2 separate regions of the Homo sapiens genome follow, and region 2 is linked to region 1. A link is an interaction called in ENCODE POLR2A ChIA-PET data of the cell type or tissue named here. Cell type or tissue: Panc1. All regions are shown on one strand. Each heading gives the region's core, and the rest is flanking DNA. Links, peaks and the distances in the headings are about the cores only. Region 1 has its middle 7.3 kb from the start of ZIC2. Region 2 overlaps GGACT (gamma-glutamylamine cyclotransferase).

The links. ChIA-PET counts read pairs that join two places held together with the same protein. Peaks named below come from ENCODE experiments on the same cell type or tissue, not always from the same donor. Only the 100,000 strongest peaks of a DNase experiment are listed, where the experiment ranks them.
Region 2: POLR2A ChIA-PET joins it to region 1 with 8 read pairs; 2 of 35 experiments call an interaction of 5 or more read pairs at or near these places.

The regions. Positions count from the first base shown.
Region 1 is chr13:99,987,641-99,990,543 of GRCh38, forward strand. No RefSeq gene overlaps it. Among named protein-coding and RNA genes, the nearest start is that of ZIC2, 7.3 kb to the left of the region's middle. RefSeq lists an enhancer at 2,668-2,903. In Panc1, for the core only: no CTCF peak of the experiment used is centred there; no DNase peak of the experiment used is centred there; H3K4me3 peaks cover 16 bases; H3K27ac peaks cover 1,738 bases.
Region 2 is chr13:100,549,602-100,552,504 of GRCh38, forward strand. The region is part of intron 2 of GGACT (gamma-glutamylamine cyclotransferase); the gene reads right to left. Among named protein-coding and RNA genes, the nearest start is that of GGACT, 38 kb to the right of the region's middle. In Panc1, for the core only: no CTCF peak of the experiment used is centred there; no DNase peak of the experiment used is centred there.

The sequences.
Region 1 (2,903 bases), core at 155-2,654:
TGGGGAAGATTATTTTTAAATTTCTGAGCCATCAAAATATCTCCCTCTCCCAGTAGCTCCAAGAGGCCTTGGGCAGTGCTGGACCTCCCCCCTCCAGCTCTCCCAGCTGGAAAAAGACTTGGGTGGTGGCAGCGACACCTCCAGAGGATCGCGCAGCACCGCCGTGGAGACGCAGAGCGCGGGTGGCGCGATGGCTGCGGCTTCCCTGCTCTCCTTTCCCTCCAGCCCTGGAATGAGCCTCTGGACCAGGCTGGCCAGGCCTGAGGGGTGCTTGGGGAGAGAGGGGCAGCCCTGACCTCCCGGAGGTCACAATACCTGTTCAGTGGGGAGGAAAGGCGTCCAGCCTTGGGTGGGGGAGTGACCAGAGGGTGACAGAGGCCAGGCTCGCCTTCCCCAGCGGCTCTGCGAACTGCCCAAGCGCCAACTCCTGAAGCAATCAGAGCCCCATTAAAATCAAATTTATAACCCCTAATAATATTAGGCGAAATTATTAAAATAATTGGCATATGTTACTGATCCTTGGGAGAGTTCATTGAACACATTATAAGCTGTGAGGAAAATCGTTTAGAGTTTTCCAAAGCACCCCCACCCCCATGGGGGGACGAAGGAGTCAAATGAAATATTTGTCATAACTTGTGCAAGAACAAAAAGGCCTATTGGAAATGTTTCAACTTTTTTAAAAATTTATTTATTTTTTATTTTTTGGTGGAAATTGGTTTTGAGAGAAGCCCCAAATCTAAGGAGAAGGACAAGATGGGGGTGGGGAAGGCAATTTTACCATGGGGTTTGGGGCTTTTCTTCCCATCTGGGGAAGAACAAAAAGGGCCAGAAGAGGTGGCCGATCTCACAGCCTTGAGTTGGTTCGATTGCTTTCCCCATCTGAAAGTCAGAGAGCCACCCGAGGCCCCTTCAGGTGCGGGGGCGCTGATCCTAGTTTTCAGCAGGAGAATAAAATATGAACGAGGAAGATCACAGCCTGGGAGTGGTCTCCGAGTCCACCCTAGGATGTGTGGAGCGGGCGGGAGCCGCTTTTCCTCGAAAGGGCTCCCAGTCCCTGGTCCCTCGCTTCCCAAGGCTTTGTCCAAACAAGTCACGGACCCGACAAGGTGGTCCATTCTCTCTCTTTGGCCTTTCTTTTCTGCCCTTCGAATCCGAAGGACTGGATGGAGGGGAGGGGATATGGCAATAGTGTAGAAGTGTCAAGATGTGAAAATTGCTCAACTGAGAACGCACGCGGGGGCTCGCGGCCCAACAGCCTGCACCACACTCAGGAGCCTGGGCCTGGGCCTGGGGGTGGGGTGGGGGGGACAGGCGTCCCCCCCACCCCAACCCCACCCCTATCCCTGCCCGGCTGTCTAAACGGACCTAAATGCTAACCTGCTGTTGCCTTGACTCCAGAGACACGAAACTGAAGCTAGCCCTCGCCCCTCTCTGGGATCCCGCGCTGCGCTGCGGGTAGCTGCCCGCAGGGAGGCCCAACCTGCCGCGGCTGGAGCACGGTTTCTGCTAGCCGCCGCCGTCAACTTGAACTTCAGTGAGCCTAGGCCGGCTTCCTTCGCGCTCACCTCCATCCACCACCTAAGAAGTCCCCTCAGCGCGAGCGTCGCTTTATCCGGAGGCAGCTGGAGCCCCCTCGGGAGGCCCGTCATTATTATTATTAATTATCGTGATCCTTACTGCATTATTAATGCCCAGGATGATAACCGGCATCGGTATCAGCTTTCCCTGGTTCAGTGATATCCCACGAAGTTCGGGGCGGGGAGGAAGTCACTCCAGGATCAGAGGCCGCGTCGGTTCTGCTTGGGGCATGGGCAGAGGGAGGCTGCTGGGGCCAAGCCCCGGCTGGACGCGAGGGAAGAAACTCGTCCCAGGACCCGCACGCCCATACCTGGCTGTCCCAGAGCTCTTCCCTAGGCCGGCACCTTCGCTCTTCCTCTTCCCCACCCCCTAGCCCTTTTGTCTCTTTTTCAGACGGATGTTTTCAGTCTCAAGTGGTTTTATTTTCCGCACAAAACCCTGAGATCAAGGGCAGATCACAGACTGTACCGGAGGCTCGGGTTTCCCTGGACTCTGTGCTGTTCTGCGTCCCAGGGTTGGCTAGGAAGGAAGGCCTGGGCCGGCGAGGTGACGGGTCTCCCGCCCAGGTCGGCAGGACGGGGGGAGGTGTGTCCCGGTAGGTCCCTGGTGAGCTCACCCGTGGCATCGGGGACCCGCGGGAACCCACCGGGCGCCCACTAGAGACTCGGGTCCTACCCTCCCCCACACTACTCCACCGAAATGATCGGAAGGGCGCGCTAGGCCTGCTTCCAAGGGCTCAGTGATAAAGGCCTCAAAATCACACTCCATCAAGACTTGGTTGAAGCTTTGGGTAGGTTTGTTGTTGTTGTTGTTGTTGTTTGTTTGTTTGTTTTAGCAGACACGTCCTGGAAAGAGGTCCTCAGAACCCAAAGGTTCAATAATGATTTGTGGATGGATTGATTATAGTCTGATATCGCTCTGGTTCCACAGAAACCCGGAGCTCCTTGGCCCACTGTTACCCCAGCAGACCTAAATGGACGGTTTCTGTTTTTCACTGGCAGCTCAGAACTGGACCGGAAGAAGTTCCCCTCCACTTCCCCCCTCCCGACACCAGATCATTGCTGGGTTTTTATTTTCGGGGGAAAAACAACAACAACAACAACAAAAAAAACACTAGGTCCTTCCAGACTGGATCAGGTGATCGGGCAAAAACCCTCAGGCTAGTCCGGCTGGGTGCCCGAGCATGAAAAGGCCTCCGTGGCCGTTTGAACAGGGTGTTGCAAATGAGAACTTTTGTAAGCCATAACCAGGGCATCCTGAGGGTCTGAGTTCACGGTCAAGGCTGTGGGCTACTAGGTCCAGCGAGTCCAGGCCTCGCCCCGCCC
Region 2 (2,903 bases), core at 113-2,612, 560 kb after region 1:
CCTCCAGTGGGCTCTGTAAGGCAGGACTCGTTTTGGTAGTAATAACAGGTTTGCCTTCAGCATCACCTTTCGCTAAGAATATTATTAAAACCAGTTTAAACCCTCCAAAAAGATGCTAACTACCTGGAGATCATATAGCCAGAGGTGGCAGATAAAAGAAAGGAAAGCAACTCTAGAAAAGTCCATTGCTTACGTCAGTGCACCCAAGGAGATGAGACCTCATCCCCAACACACATGAGCACATACACACAATGCCATTTTCACACATTTGAAAAAAATAAACATTTTTAAAGATAAAAGCATAGAATTCAAAATTAAGCCTGATTAAGTTTTTTTGTATAAATTATCTTGTTCCCAAAGCATTCAAATCCTTTCAGTGCTTGTATAATTACCCCAAGTTAAATTCAATTAAAATGGCTGAGAGCGAAGTTAAGACTCAACTACAAGGAAGAAGGGAGCGGGGAAGGCAATTCGGCATGTGTCCCTGAGCGAGCTTCTACAGCCCCTGCACAGAGTGGGTCCATCTGCCACATTCCTGTGAGTCCTGAACGTGAACGCACGGCCGGCCACTGTGTGCTGGCCGGACAGCCTGAATTCTGAGGCCAAAACTTCCAGAAAAAGGCATTGAGCTGGAGGGACTGGCCCTTCTAAGGAAACTGGATGCGCTGAATGAATTAAATCCGAGCCGATTATACTCTACACACACACACACACACACACACACACACACACACACACACACACACACACACACCACTGGCCCTTCTAAGGAAACTGGATGCGCTGAATGAATTAAATCCGAGCCGATTATACTCTACACACACACACACACACACACACACACACACACACACACACCACTTTTAAAAGCACCATTATAGCCAGAAACCGCCGACAAAAGCCAGGCCAGGCTGCAGCCAAACACGCCAGTGTTTGGGTTTACAACTCCTTGGCCTCCCCAGTGTTGGGGGTGGAACCCAGGACCCTAGACATTATTTAAAAGCACATTTGGGTATATACTTGGCTTTTGAAAAAGCACTTAAAGGCCCACGCACAGGCCACTCCCGAGACAGTGGAATGCCCCGAGAGAACGTGCAAAGCCCCAGCTGTTGCTGTGTGGTTATTAGGGAGAGAGGCGGCTCCTCCCACTGAGGCGCTTTCTCCAATCCACTCGCTTCAGAAACAGCAGAACAGCCGCTTTGTTTTTCATTATGGAGTTGTTGTTTTTTCTCCCCAAATTTACAGTGTTCTTTCAGTCATGAAGTTAAAATCATGTTTACTCAGCCATTTTCTGAATTGAACAGCTCACACATGTGAGGCATTTAACTTTTTTGGGAGGAGTATATAAAAGTTTTATCATTTCTCTCATCCAAAACTACTTTCTTAATTAAAAAACAACAAGGCCGGGCGCGGTGGCTCATGCCTGTAATTCCAGCACTTTGGGAGGCCGAGGCGGGTGGATCATGAGATCAGGAGATTGAGATCATCCTGGCTAACATAGTGAAACCCCATCTCTACTAAAAGTACAAAAAATTAGCCGGGTGTGGTGGCGGGCGCCTGTGGTCCCAGCTACTCGGGAGGCTGAGGCAGGAGAATGGCATGAATCCGGGAGGTGGAGCTTGCAGTGAGCCGAGATCACGCCACTGCACTCCAGCCTGGGCGACAGAGCGAGACTCTGTCTCAAAAAAAAAACAAAAACCCATAATGTATATATACACAGACAGGATAAAACCAAGGATGTTCTCCTCTCTGCCCCTAAGCTGTCCAAGCCAAGAAAACCTTTTCCCCAGGGAGGGACCAGCGCCCGTGGCAAGGTGAGGAGGCCACTAGCCTCTTCCCACCTGCCAGAACTGGTATTAACAGACTTCCCCTCGGCTCCCAGGAACTTCCCAGAAAAGAAGGAAAAAGGGATTTCTCCTGGGGGCCATGCTTCAGTAACCACAAAATAGCTAAGGGGTAGCTAAACTCCTAGTTGAAGCACCTTAAAAGTGTTCAACCCTTTATTGGCCCTTTGAGTGGGTCCCCTAAAATCCAGGACCCCCAGGCTGTGCTGTCCAGGGGGCACCTGTGCCCAGGCAGAGAAGGGCTGAGGAACGGGGCACAGCTGCCCAAAGAAGGTGCTCCCATCCCTTCGATGTACAGGGTTTTTCTTTAAAATTCATGCAAATTTGGCGTTGTTTTAATATAACAATGATTATACTTATTTTCAGGTTAAGGAATTTCTCTCCCTTCCCTTTGCCCCCATCTAAAGGCAATTCCCTAGGGAGCAGGTCTCTGTCTCTCAGAGGGGGCAAGACCAGTACAAAGAGGTAGGCTATACCTCCTCCCCTGGCCTAGCACCCCAGAAGGAAAGGAGGTGCTGCCTGGCTGGGGTAGCTCCCTGTGGGCACACTCCCTCCAGACCATGCTGGCTCTACAGCCACCCGCACCTGAGGGGCCCTTGACCCTTCTCCCAGCCATGTGCAGGGCAAGCTTTGAGTGTGGTCCAGGCCAGATCTCTCAGGAAGGCAAAGCCTGGTGGAAACTTGCCCTGTGAATTTCTAATTTCCCCAGGAGAGAAGAAGAAAATTCAATGGATGGGGGCTGTCAGGGGCTCTCCAGGAACTGATTTTGTTCTCTCCTGGGGAAATGAGGAATTCACAAACTGGGCCTCCAACAGCCCCGTGACGAGGCAGGTGTTACTGTCCCATCCCACACATGGGAAACTGAGGCTCAGAAGAGTTATTTAACTGACACAGCAAAGCTGTTATGGGCTGGATTTAAGCCAGGGATTGATCCAAAATCTACACGCCACCCCCCAACATACTCTGTGGTCAACTAGGAGAAACAGACGGGGAAGTTCTCTGTTGAAGAAGAGACTGAAGCTCTAGCTGGTTCTCCCAGCAAACACAACCATTCTGAGA